3 separate regions of the Homo sapiens genome follow, and regions 2 and 3 are each linked to region 1. A link is a contact called in ENCODE Hi-C or POLR2A ChIA-PET data. All regions are on one chromosome and are shown on one strand. The core of a region is the stretch at or near the end of the contact, and the rest is flanking DNA. Distances in the headings are between cores, read along the strand shown.

Region 1 (4,191 bases), core at 885-3,384:
AATTCCTGTTCTTTTTACTAGTACTTCCTATTATTTATCTTTGCCTTCATTTGAAACCTACTTCTTTCCTTTTAATTTTCTTTGAGATGGTTCTATTATCTCAAGTTCTTCCTGTTTTGCCCATTCTCTCTCATGATGGCACGTTTCTTTGAGCGGCTCATACATTTTTTATTGTGAGGATTCTTTTTTTCTTCCTCTTGGAGTCTCTGTGAGCCCTGAGTTGTAGAAATACAGCTATTGTGCAGTTTAACATTTGCTTCTGCTTGGTACCCTACGGGTCTAACTGGTTTAGCTGATCTATTTTTCCTTCAATTTCTTCACTTGGAGAAATTGTTCGATCATTTAGAAATACTTTACTGAACATGTACTATGTGCATAGTCCTATATCTGATGTTGTGGAAGATACAAAACAATGCAAGACAACACAAAGTTGCTGCTTCACATGAAACTACAGTTTGAAAGGGCCAAATACAGTATAGGCCCAAAGTTAGGTGACCATGTAAGGCAGAGTAAAAGGCTCAACGGTGAACAGCCAAGTTCAGAAAGAAAAACAGACAGTTGGAGAAAAATGGGGACGAAAAGCCCAAAGAAGGAAAAGGTTCCTGTGAGGAAGTTTCAGAAGGATGGGGAAGTAAATCATCCTCCCCTACCCCCACCCCCCACCCCCAAACTAAAACCTATCGCCTCTTCTGGGTAGAGAGTTAGTGTGGCACTAGGAACTTGACTTTGAGGTCCTTATTGAGAAAGCTAAATCAGAACCTAGGCAAAAGGAAGTCATTTAAGGTGCTCCTGGGGGATGTTTGATGAAAATTGTGTTTGATGGAGAAAACACAGCAAGTTGAAAGGGTTAGCAGGCTTTGCAAGTGATTTCACTAGGACAAGCCTGGGTTAGGGAGGCCAAGGTGAGGGAGAGAGGGAGTGTGGCATGCTTTGAACGTGGAAAGTACATAGTGTTCATTATCAGGAGTGGGAAGAGGGGAGGTAGCTTTTTAGGGGGTAAGGCAGGAAGGGAGTTAGAAAGGACAGACTGGGAAACCCGGACTAACAGTGGCAGGTGTCGATCTAAAGAAATTTCTCACAATGAACTGGCTATAGACTAAGTACAGACAAAGGGACCAGGTCTTCCATTGCTGTGTCCCTGCACACTCTAGGATCCGTTCAAACAGAAACTTTTATTGCGAACCCCCAAAACTAGCACGGTTCTGTTGTAGGTGTTGTTGCAGAGTGTCGGGCACGTTTACAAACAGGAACAGGGCACTTGCTGTCCTATCTTCCTCGCAGGGTTCTTGTGACGATTACACTTAAATCAACACGTATAAAGCATTTTAAAAAGTGCCTGTCACATAGTCCCTGCAATTTAAGGTCTAGTTGTGATTATTCACTTGTATTAACTAAGAATCAACTACAGGCGCCTAGCAGTGCCTGCATGTGCTCACACTGAGGCACTCACTAAAACCCTCAGGATCTAGTGAGGGAGACAGTCAAATACTTTAGAGCAAAACAAATTTTACAACCACGGACTCTGAGGAAGGCGTGCGAAGGCTCCACAGCTGGGGAGGGTGCCCACAGTCGCCGAGGGGACATCTGGATTTGCTCTGGTTGGGAGAGCATTCCTGGCAGAGGAGATGGAAAATGCGATCGGACAAAGAGGCTGGGACCGCGGAGGGGATCGGGCTCGGGGTCGGGGCTCGTCCTGCAGCAGGAGATTCAGCTCGCGCAGAGTTCCACGCAGGCCGCGGCGACTGGGATCTGGGCCGCAAAGGGGCGGGCAGAGAACTGCAGAGAAAACTCCCGAAGCCAGGGAGGTGGCTTGGAAGCGCCTCAGACCATATTGGGGACGTCTGGCAGCCAGAGGCGCCGAACCCCGCCCCCGCGTGCTCTGGGCATCCCGGGGGAGCGCCCCGGCCTGCGGCTGCCGCCACAGCTCCCGAGCCCGGGGCCCCGGCTGCCCGCCACCATTGACCCCCGGCCCGCAGCCCAGTGTCCTGCTAGGCCTCCAACCGGCCGGGGAGCCACATCCGGCGTGTCCCACCCGCCGCACCACGCTCCCGAGCTCCCCCGCGGCCTGGAGTGGTGCGCCCCGGCCCCGCCCCCTGACGCCGGTGAGGGGGCGTGGCCCCGTCACGTGACGGGGAGTGACCTCGCCGCCGGGCGCCATGGGAGCTTCGGACCCGGAAGTGGCGCCCTGGGCTCGCGGCGGTGCCGCGGGGATGGCGGGAGCCGGAGCTGGAGCCGGAGCTCGCGGCGGAGCGGCGGCGGGGGTCGAGGCTCGAGCTCGCGATCCACCGCCCGCGCACCGCGCACATCCTCGCCACCCTCGGCCTGCGGCTCAGCCCTCGGCCCGCAGGATGGATGGCGGGTCAGGGGGCCTGGGGTCTGGGGACAACGCCCCGACCACTGAGGCTCTTTTCGTGGCACTGGGCGCGGGCGTGACGGCGCTCAGCCATCCCCTGCTCTACGTGAAGCTGCTCATCCAGGTGGGGGACCAGAGGCGCCGTAGGGAGATGGGAGGCTGATGTGAAGGTGACAGGCCAGGATTTGGAGGATTGGGGCGGGCAGTCAATGGCGACGGATTTGGGGAGAGGGGTGGGGACGGCGGGTTTGGGGGGCCGAGTGGGTGGGATGGGAGGGAAGCCGTGAGGGAGTTGGGAACGCAGGGGTCACGGGTTTTAGGATACAGAAAGGAGACCAAGGGGTTAGAGTAATAACAGATACGGGAGAGGGTGGAAGGAACAAGCGATTTGGGGGAGTGCCAAGGAGGGAGCGATGGGCTGGAAAAACATATTTGGGAGATAAAGGAGTGGGGACGATGGACTTGGGATAGGGAAGGGAGCGAATTTGGGGCGAGGGAAGAAGCAATAGAATTGGGGGAGGGGCAAGAAGTTTGGGTGAAGAGATGGGGAGGAAGGTTGGGGGCCCAGGCAAAGTGTTTAGAGAATGAGGAGCACATAATTGGGGTAGAGGGGAACGGAGGCTCTGGATTTGATAGAGATGGATTTAAAACGTCTTGGGGTGGGGACAAAGTGGGCGCCAGGGCCAGAAATTTAGGAGGGAAAGAAGGACACCAGACTGGGGGTGGACAGAGGAGACGGAGGTCTTGGGTTGCATTGTGATTTAATTTGGTGGGAGAGTGCGAAGGCAAAGACTTTTGCAGGGGAATGCTATCGGTTTACCGGAGATGGGGGCTCTGGATTTGATGGCGACGACGGATTTGGTAGGAGGAGGGGACAGGGTGACGCGTATGGGGGGAGGGGAACAGATAGGGCCAGCATTGGGGGAGGGGAGTGGCAGCGATTTGTCTAGAGAGGGGAGCTAGGAGGAGGCTTTAAGCGGGGAAGGGGGATGACGCATTTGGAGGAGGAAATGGAAGTCATAGTTGGGGTCAGAGAGAGGAATCACAGTGCTTGTATCTGGGCAGATGAGGAGAAGGGGCACGGGAGTATTGAAATTGGGCAGAAGGGACAGTGGAGACATAGGTGGCAGGATAGGTAGGGACTACCAGAAATTGAGACCGAGGTAGGGATGTCTCTGGAACAGAGGGATGCATAGGCACTTGGCAGATTTGGTGGTGGCCAGCAATGCGGTACAGATGAAGTGTGCTGCTTGAGGAGTGAGCTGGAATGAAGGGCGTGTGGAGGTGTGAGAATTAGGTGGGTGTGGCTGGGATGGGTACAGTTTTGATGGGGGTCATTAGGCCAGAATTTTCCAGTTAAGAAGCTTGGGGGGAGGAAGGTAAAAATTGAATTGGAGACCCATCCAAGATTTGAGTTGAGGCAGGTGGGTGTCAGATTTTACCATCTTTATAATTGAACCGAGAGAATGCAAAATACAACTGGAATGAGAAGGCCTTGAGAATGAGAGTAATTGAAATCTGGGATCCGAGGAATGGTAATAGATTTGTGGGTGTGACCAGGAATATGACAAGGAATGAGGAGATTCAGTCAGGGGCATCAAGGTGCCTGACTAGACCCTAATTGTGACAGATTTGAAAATTGTTGATGGCGGAAGGTGTAGACCAGACTGGCATTTGGTTGTGATTTGGGAATGAGGGCTGTCTTACAGGGTTAAGATTGTATTTACAGCAGTTGAACTTGAAGTTTGGGAGATAAATTGGTGCTTTGGACCTGAGAAGTGAGGGTTCTGGAAACTGATGGAATGAGACTGAGTGAGGGCTAGGATTTTAGGGCACAG
Region 2 (4,191 bases), core at 768-3,267, 370 kb before region 1:
TAAAGGAATAACACTTGCCCACTGAGTTATCTTATGAGGTTGTGTGTATGCAGGGATCAGATTAAGTAATGTATGTGAAATTAACTAATAGTTATGCACAAAAATAATTTATTTTTGTGTGTATTATTCAGGTTATTATTCAGGTGTTCGTGTTTTAATTTGTTAAACTTCCCACAAACATATGCTGTTGGAAAGGGCCAGGCAGGGAAAGATCAGTGCTCAAGCTAAAAGAATGAATGCTTAATGTGGACTTTTAGGCACTAATACCTGGATAGAAGAGGTATTTGGAGGCAGAGATGTTTTCTTGGTGTTCCTCAAACCACAGCATACAAGTAACCCTTTATAACACTCCCTAATCTAGCAATTAAATTTGTGCCTAGACATGAATTCCTCCTCTGACTTGAAGAACTACTGCTCTGGGAAGGAACTAAATAATCCAAATCTTAGCACTTGATCATACAGCCCATATGGATGTTCTTTATACGATGACTGCTTCATTGTATAAATCCTCTCTCCCCACTCAAGCCTTAAACTCTTCGAGCGCAGAAATTTTATTTGTCCTCATTGTACACCAAACAATGTTAAATACTCAGTAAATACCTGGCAGACTGAATTGAGGCAGTACGGCTTATAGGAAAAATCTACCTGAACACACATGAGACTCAAAATACTTCTTGAATTTACATCATGACCAACCATCCACTTTTACTGCAAAGAGAACTTTTCATACAGATTATTTCCAAAACCCAAATGGTTCCCAGTCATCACAAGCTTGTCCCTGACCCAGTTCTCCTTCTCAACCTGATTGCAATCTAACTCCCTCCTCCCTTCCCTCGTCTTTTCAAGATGCACCACGCTGGTGCATCTTGAACCGTGCCAGGAACGGTACCTCATCTTTCCCCTTAAAATATTTTTCATTTGCAACTGCATTAATAAAGACGACAGGCAGCCTCTGGAGAGAACTCTGAATACCTGCCCGACCCACCTCAGGGAGTGCCACTCGGCCGTACCGAGCCTCACAGGAGAAATGTGGCCCAGCCCAAGCCGCCCATGTTCCTCAGAGTTGGGAAGGAGGAAGACATTTCTACGTGAAAGTTTGATTGCTTTAAGGGACAAAACCCAAAATTTGCAATCGTTTTCAAAACAAACTCGAGAAAGTTCAGGCGCCGGGCCCTGCCTCGGCTTCCCGGCAGCTCGCGGCCCCCGCCACCGTTCCCCGACCTGGCACCGCGGGGCTCTGTGCGCCCTAAACGGGATCTGGCCAGCCCCCGCCCTCCCCTCCTCGACACCCCCGCATCTCCTCACGTTCCCTGCGCGTCCCTCTCCTCCCAGTCCCCGGCCCAGCTACCCGCTGACCCAGGCCTCTCTGGACGGGGCCCGCTTCTCGCCCCACAGGCCGCGGGTCAGGGCCTCCGTCCTCGCCCCAACCCTTGTGGCCCCCCCGGGCTCCCCAGAGCCGAACTCTCTTTTCTTCCTTTCTCCCACTCGGCCCCTATTTCTCCCCCAAACACCTCCCACCGCAGACCCTTCAGCCGCTCGCGCCAGAACCGCTTTCTCCCTTCTCTCCCCAGGAATCCACCCCCCCCACAGACACTTCGCTCCTCTTCCTGATGCCCGCCTCCTCTCTGCCATTCATTCAGCCCAGCAAGACACCTTCCTCCCTCCCCGGAGCCCCGCTCCCTCCAGCCCCTGCCCTCCGCTCCACAGGACCCCTTCCCCCGTACCTCGCACCCATCTTCCAGCAGCAGCCACCCGGCGCTCATCCCCACCCGCCGCAGGCACCAGCTCCGGCCACCGGCGCGGTCTCCTGTGACGAAGAAGCCGGGCTCCCCCATCGCCTACTCGACCCCGGGGGCGGTCAGCACCGAGCGAGACCCTGACCTAGGTTCTGGCTGCCTCTGTGCATCCCCTCAGCTTCCATATCTAAATAACAGACAGAAGCAATCGCCACACGCTCGCGATCGCTGCGAAAGCAGGCTCCGCTCGCCCGCCCTCGGCCAGGAAGCAGGAGCACTACGCCTGCGCAAGAGGACGGCGGCCGCCCTGGAGCAAAGAGGGTGGGTTGGGAGCCAATCCGGCCCTGGGCGGGGCGGGCGCGATTCGAGAGGTCTCCTCGCCTCACACCTTCCCTCGCCGCCTCCAGAACCATCACCCCAGTCCTAGCCGCCCCAGACTGGAACCTCTTCTCACCTTTCCTCTTTTTAAAAAAGTCATGTGAAACTATAGCCCACTTTTAAACAACTTTAAACTTTCCATCGGATTTAAGTCTGCCTAGTCTGTTGCTAAATAGTCTCTATTTTGCACGACCTACTTATATTACCGAAGTAAAAAATAAATTACACTAGGCAAATCTACAAAGACAAAGAGCACAGTTACCTGGGGCGAGGTGTGGGAGCGGGTATTGAATGCAGATGGGCTTGAAAAAATTGGAGGAAAGCGGTAATAGAAATGTTCTAAAAGTGGATTGTGGTGACAATTGTACAACTGTATAAGTTTATTAAAAAGTCATGGAAGTGTGGCCGGACGCAGTGGCTCACGCCTGTAATCCCAGCACTTTGGGAGGTCGAGACGCGCGGATCACTTGAGTTCAGGAGTTGTGACCAACCTGGCCACATGGGGAGACACCGTATCTACAAAAAAAAAAAAAAAAAAAGGAGGAAGGGAGGGAGAGAAAGGAAAAAAGAAAAAAAAGAAAAATTAGCTAGGTGTGGTGGTGCACACCTGTAGTCCGGCTACTTGGGAGGCTGAGGTGGGAGGATCACCTGACCCCGGGAGGCAGAGGTTGCAGTGAGCCGACATGGCGCCACTGCATCCCAGCCTGGGCGACAGAGTGAGACCCTGTAAAGTGAAGAAAGTGTAAACTTCCAGTGGGTGAATTTTATGGCATGTAAATTATACTCAATAAAGCTGTTAATTTTATTATTATTATTACTGATTACAGACAGGGTCTCGCCCTGTCACCCAGGCTGGAGTGCAGCCTGGAGTGGTGCGATCTCAGCTCACTGCAACCTCCGCCTCCCGGGTTCAAGAGATTCTCCTGCCTCAGCCTCCAGAGTAGCTGGGATTACAGGCACGCGCCACCACGCCCGGCTAATTTTTATATTTTTTGGTAGATACCGGGTTTCGCCGTGTCTCCTGGATTCAAGTGATCCAACCGCCTCAGCCTCCCAAAGTGCTGAGATTACAAGCATGAGCCCCCGAGCCCGGCCAATTAAAAAATTGTTTTTAAACTCAGCCTCTCCTTTGGATTTTCCATATAGTGTGATAGCTGCTGCCTGCAGTGAGTACATCCAATGGTTGAGCCCCTTTTGTCTTTTCAGTTTTCCAACACCCAGTTAACAATTTCTTTCTTCTTTCTTTCCTTCCTTCCTTCTCTTTCTTTCTTTTCTTTTTTCTTTCTCTTTTCTTCTTTCTCTCTCTTTCTTTCTCTCCTTCCTTCCTTCCTTCCTCCCTTCTTCCTCTCTTTTTTTTTTTTTTTTGCACAAGGGGAAAGAAGGAAAACAATTTTCCTAAATAAAATTCTGTCAAAAAACCAGCCGGGCTGGGCATGGTGGCTCATGCCTGTAATCTCAGCACTTTTGAGAGGCCGAGGCAGGCGGATCACCTAAGGTTGGGAGTTCAAGACCAGCCTGACCAACATGGAGAAACACCGTCTCTACTAAAAATACAAAGTTAGCCCAGCGTGGTGGCGTGTGCCTGTAATCCCAGCCACTCAGGAGGCTGAGCCAGGAGACTCGCTTGAACCCAGGAGGCAGAGGTGGCGGTGAGCCGAGATCTCGCCATTGCACTCCAGCCTGGACAACAAGAGTGAAACTCCATCAAAACAACAACAACAAAAAAAACAAAAACAAAAACAAAAAACACACACACAGCCAAGTGTGGCGGCTCACGCCTGTAATCCCAGCACTTTGGGAGGCCGAGGCAGGTGGATCACCTGAGGTCAGGGGTTCCAGACCAGCCTGGCCAACATGGTGAAACCCTGTCTCTAGTAAAAATACAAAAATGATCTGGGCATGGTGGTGAGCACCTGTAATCCCAGCTACCAGGGAGGCTGAGGTGGGAGGATCCCTTGAGCCTGGGAGGCAGAAGTTGCAGTGAGCTGAGATCACACCACTGTACTCTAGCCTGGGTGACTGAGCAACACTCTGTCTCAAAAACAAATACACAAACAAAACAACAAGAAAAGAAAAT
Region 3 (4,191 bases), core at 735-3,234, 310 kb after region 1:
TGATGAGTCAGTTTCCTGCAAGGCGCTGCTCGCCCGCCAAAACTGCTTCCACTCCGGCTGCGCGTCACCCTGGGGTGGGGAGGGGGAGAATGGGAGGGGACCGGGGGGCCGCGAACACGTCACGCTGAGCCGGCCAGGCTTCCGAAACTCCCGCCGCTGTTGGGAAACCGCGCGCTCTTGTGCCGTCTCTGACACAGACACACACACACACACACACACACACACACACACACACGCCCGCGCAGACACGCACGCGCGCGCGCGCCGGGAGCCGGCCCCTCCACCTTATCTCCACGCCCAAAGCACGGGATGAGTCAGATCCCTGGAAAATAAAAATAGACGGGAGCAACGAAAACAAAACCGCTCGCAAGTCCTCCCAGAAACGCGACGTGGAGGGAGGCAAGGAGAGGGGAAGCTGCCTGGGCGCCCCAAGTTCCTAACCCAGCTCCAAGATGCTTTTCCTCACGAAGAGGGCGCAAGTGTCCCCCAGGGGTTTGGGACGGAGAGGACGCGCTGTGGTCCGCGCCAGGCGGCGGCGCCCCAGGGGGCGACTCGCCCCCCTGCTCCGCTCAGCCCTGTAGCTTTCGGAGAGGGAATCTGGGCTAGGTCGGGAAGCCCTGAGCCCCCGAGGCAGCTGATAGAGGCCCTGAGCAGCGTCGTGCCCCCCAGACCCCCCACCCCTCAAAGACATGAACCCTCCCCGCCTCCCATCCAGGCGTGGGCTCCGCTCCCGCCCCGGAGTCCAGCGCCCCGACCCGAGGACAGGCTGGGCCGCGATTCTCCCGGCCGCGGTGGGAAAGAGGTAGAGGAGACCCTTGCCCTTCCCCGACTGACAGGCTGGTTAGAGCCCGCCCAGAGCAGGGCCGTGACTCCCCGACCCCTACAGCGCGCCGCGGAGCGGGGACCCGACGCGGTGTCCCGGACCTCCAGTGCCCGGCTTCCTTGGGAACAAACTGTTCCAGCCAAATAGGTCACTGTGCCGATGGGAGGACGGAGACCGCGAAGGGGCAGGGGAGAGGGCTTCTGGAGTCCCGCTGTACCCCATCCCGGGCGGGGTTCTGACCTCATACAGTCCGTTCCCTGGGGTCTCCTTGTCACAGTGAGTCACCTCCTCGCTAGTCCTTAGGGGACGGGTCCTGGCACATTCCCAAGGGCCAGGAAACAGCCCGCGCTGACCTCAGCGCTCAGCCAGGTGGTGGACACAGTGGCGTAAAGGACCTGAACCTGGGACCTGGGCCAGGGCGGCGCAGATTGGATCCCAGAGCCACCCGGGACCGATCCTAGACGAACTTACTCCACTCCGCTTTCCTCGCCCTTCCTGGGCCCCTCCAGGGACACGGACTTCATCCCCACGCCGCGAGCAAACTGCGCCTGGGGCCTGGAGCCAACCGCAGCCAAAGGCGAGCTCCCAGAACGGTCCCGTCCACGCCCTCCCTCGCCCCAGCTGGGTTTCCAGGGGCGGGGAGCGTGACCAGGGATTCCTGTACTTGTAATCCCGCTCTCCGCCCCGGGGTCTCCGGCACATCCCGACTCTCGTCACCCGCGCACTTAGAGACACCGTGTGCGCAAGCCGAGCGCGCACCGACCCACGCCCGTCATTCACCTGCCGCAGAAACACCTGTGAACGCAGCACACACCCGCGAACACGCATCCTCGCGGACACGCAGGGACACACGCGGGCACGCTTGGCTCGGCTCTGGGCCGCCGGCCCGGGGTCCCCTGTTGTCTGCCGCCGCTCTCTCACCTCCTCTGAGTGCCTCGGTGCCTCGGCGAATCCGCGCCCAGCTCCGGCTCCACAAGGAACTGACTTCGGCAGCTGCTCACACCTCAGCTGGCGCAGCTCAGCGCGGCCCTGATATACAACCGCCCCGCCCGGGCCCGCCTCAAGGAGGCGGGACCCGCGCTCGGCCCACCGCGCCGCCCGGGACCGCCCTCCCCGGGGCCCAGGCTCCTGGCTGCCCAGCGCCGAGCCAGCTGAGCCTGGCCGAGTTCCAGCAGGCCAGCCGGTCCCGGAACCTCGCGTGCTGCAGGAGGGCACTTCCCTCCTCCCCCAGTCCCTCGCCTGCGTTGGTGCGCTGGACACATTTCCCCACGAAGTGAGCCACAAATCTGGCTTTTTTTACTTGGAGAATGAGTTGGCACTCTCCAGGAGGACACAGCACTGTTAGAATGAGCCCCCTTTCTGGCTCACCGCTGACCCACTCTGGCAGGCAAGGATTTACCCAATGCAGCTGAAAAGATCAGGAGGATGACATTAATACATAAAAATTCATAAATTATAAAAACGATGCACCTCTCTGCAATTTCCAGAAAAGCCCCACAATATCACCTCTATTCCCACTGATCCCTCACTAGGTCACCTCTCCCAGAAGCACCTGGAGCACCTAGACACCCCAACAAAGCATCTTGAGGCCAGAATGATTTTTCAGTCCCGTTTATTTCACAGATGAGGAAATTGAGGTCCACTGAACTTAAGTATACAAAGTTGTTGATTGTCACATGCTTCCGGGAAGGAGGGAATTGGAGAGACTACCAAAAAAGGGCAACCTGATCTCCAGGGAAACAGAAGAATTGGACATTGAACCAATCTCCCTACACCCTACACTCACCTGAACAGAAGAAATCCCTGTGGTTGCAGCAGCTTTGTTGGCCAGGAAGGGGAGGATTTGACGAGTGAGTTGTCTGTCTCCTGAATACTCCCCACATAGCCCGTATACACTGCTGGGGAAACTGGGGCTCAGAGAAGTCTGGTGACCTAACTCAGATCATGCAGCAAAGAAATGACTATAGTTGGAACACAGGACTTTTGCCTCCTGCCCGGGGCTCTCTGCTTGTCATCCTTTATTTCTGTGGCTCCAAAATGACAAAAATGCCAAATAACCCTCATTTGCAGATGGTTTATGGAGATGACATAAATAAAGGACAATTCTGGAAGTGTCTACTGGTTCTTCTGACAGACACAGAAATGAGTGATGTGTCTATCCGCTCCCATCTACCTCACACCCCTGACCTCCCCTGGACTTCACCTTTGCCTCCTTTCTGTGCCTGAAACATTTGCAGTTTTGCTTTTAAAAAATTGCAGAGGATGGATTGTTCATCTGAACAGAAATCCCACTAAAAAACAGAACCCAGGCTTGGAGCAGCTACAATTACTGACATCTCAGGCTGCTCAGAGTCTGGAAATCTCTGCCCAGACATGCCCAGTCTTCTTCCTCTAACGCAGCTGACCTCGGGGAGGACAGGCTTCTTTCTCCTCTGCTGTGGGGATGGGAGCCCAGGTAGGGGTGGGAGGACACAGTAGCAGACCCCCTTGGCCTGCCTCGCCCTGGAGTCAGGCCAGGATTGTGGCTAAACCCCAGAAAGGCCACGGCACAGCCTCAGGACCCCACTCTAAGCCCCACTGCTGTCTGCACCTTCGCTCCTATACATCCAAACCATCCAAAGGGCTGGTTGTCAAATGTCCAGCAGAGGACAGGCACCTTCTCCCACTGCCTTGAAGCCCCTCTGCTTTCAGGCATTTCAAATAGACTAGACATTGTCTGTCTGTTTACTTTGGGGAGAAAATTTTTTTTAATAAAGGCTTGTAATGAATTATTTAAATTTTTGTGGTACTGAGCTTCACAATGAAATAATTCTTTTTGTTGTTGTTTTTGGGAAAGAATTTTTTTTATAACTTCTAGCTCACCACCACCACGACATTCAATATTTCTTAAGTACCTACTAAGTGTCTAGTACTATTCAGTGCTTTAAAAAAAAAAGTTTGCAACCATGCACTTGAATGTGTACCCAGACACACTCTAAGGGAGGACTTCTGCCCTGAAAAAGGCAAGGGAGCAGGCTGTTAAAAGTCACACACAGAATCTGACTCCCAGCACACACTCACACAAGCACACATGCATCAGATCCCAGCCCTGTCGCAAGGATCTGCTGGCAGATCACATACCCTGTTCAGAGTAACAGGCTAAGGTTTACCTGGGGTCTTTAGAGGTCTCCTGTCTCCTACCATCCCCTTCCTCACCTGAAAACAGGCAGCCCAAGGACAAAATAGCCACCAGCCTCTTCTATGCCAGAGCTCAACATGTTGGGACATGTTCCTGACGGCCAGAAAGCCAATCAGAGCCACAGCCTGCTGCCCAAGCATGTTCCTGGGAAGCAGGCAGCATAGGGATGGAGGGAGGCTCAGCCTGGGGG

The links. A loop is a pair of places that touch in the nucleus more often than their neighbours do. ChIA-PET counts read pairs that join two places held with the same protein, here RNA polymerase II (POLR2A). Pooled maps may share reads with other maps.
Region 2: a pooled map shows a loop between it and region 1 (6-fold over the local background). The contact joins the promoter of RNF8 here to the promoter of MTCH1 in region 1. A Hi-C loop is called at or near these places in 5 of 50 pooled maps. POLR2A ChIA-PET finds 5 or more read pairs at or near these places in 3 of 52 experiments (GM10248, WTC11 and activated T-cell).
Region 3: a pooled map shows a loop between it and region 1 (16-fold over the local background). The contact joins the promoter of DINOL here to the promoter of MTCH1 in region 1. A Hi-C loop is called at or near these places in 1 of 168 maps with a recorded cell type or tissue (gastrocnemius medialis), 1 of 37 single-sample maps with no recorded cell type and 14 of 50 pooled maps.

The regions. Positions count from the first base shown.
Region 1 is chr6:36,984,139-36,988,329 of GRCh38, reverse strand. It overlaps MTCH1 (mitochondrial carrier 1), which reads left to right and starts at 2,134. Exons shown (of 12, transcript NM_001271641.2): 1 at 2,134-2,477. The coding sequence starts at 2,157. RefSeq lists enhancers at 1,530-1,739, 1,858-2,580 and a silencer at 1,830-2,419.
Region 2 is chr6:37,351,809-37,355,999 of GRCh38, reverse strand. RNF8 (ring finger protein 8) reads right to left here and starts at 2,017. Exons shown (of 8, transcript NM_003958.4): 1 at 1,725-2,017. The coding sequence starts at 1,835. RefSeq lists an enhancer at 1,715-1,764 and a silencer at 2,065-2,164.
Region 3 is chr6:36,676,352-36,680,542 of GRCh38, reverse strand. It overlaps DINOL (damage induced long noncoding RNA), which reads left to right and starts at 1,984. Exons shown (of 1, transcript NR_144384.1): 1 at 1,984-2,934. CDKN1A (cyclin dependent kinase inhibitor 1A) reads right to left here and starts at 1,829. Exons shown (of 3, transcript NM_000389.5): 1 at 1,745-1,829. RefSeq lists silencers at 1-216, 1,787-2,016 and enhancers at 948-1,535, 1,547-1,736, 2,929-4,128, 4,108-4,177.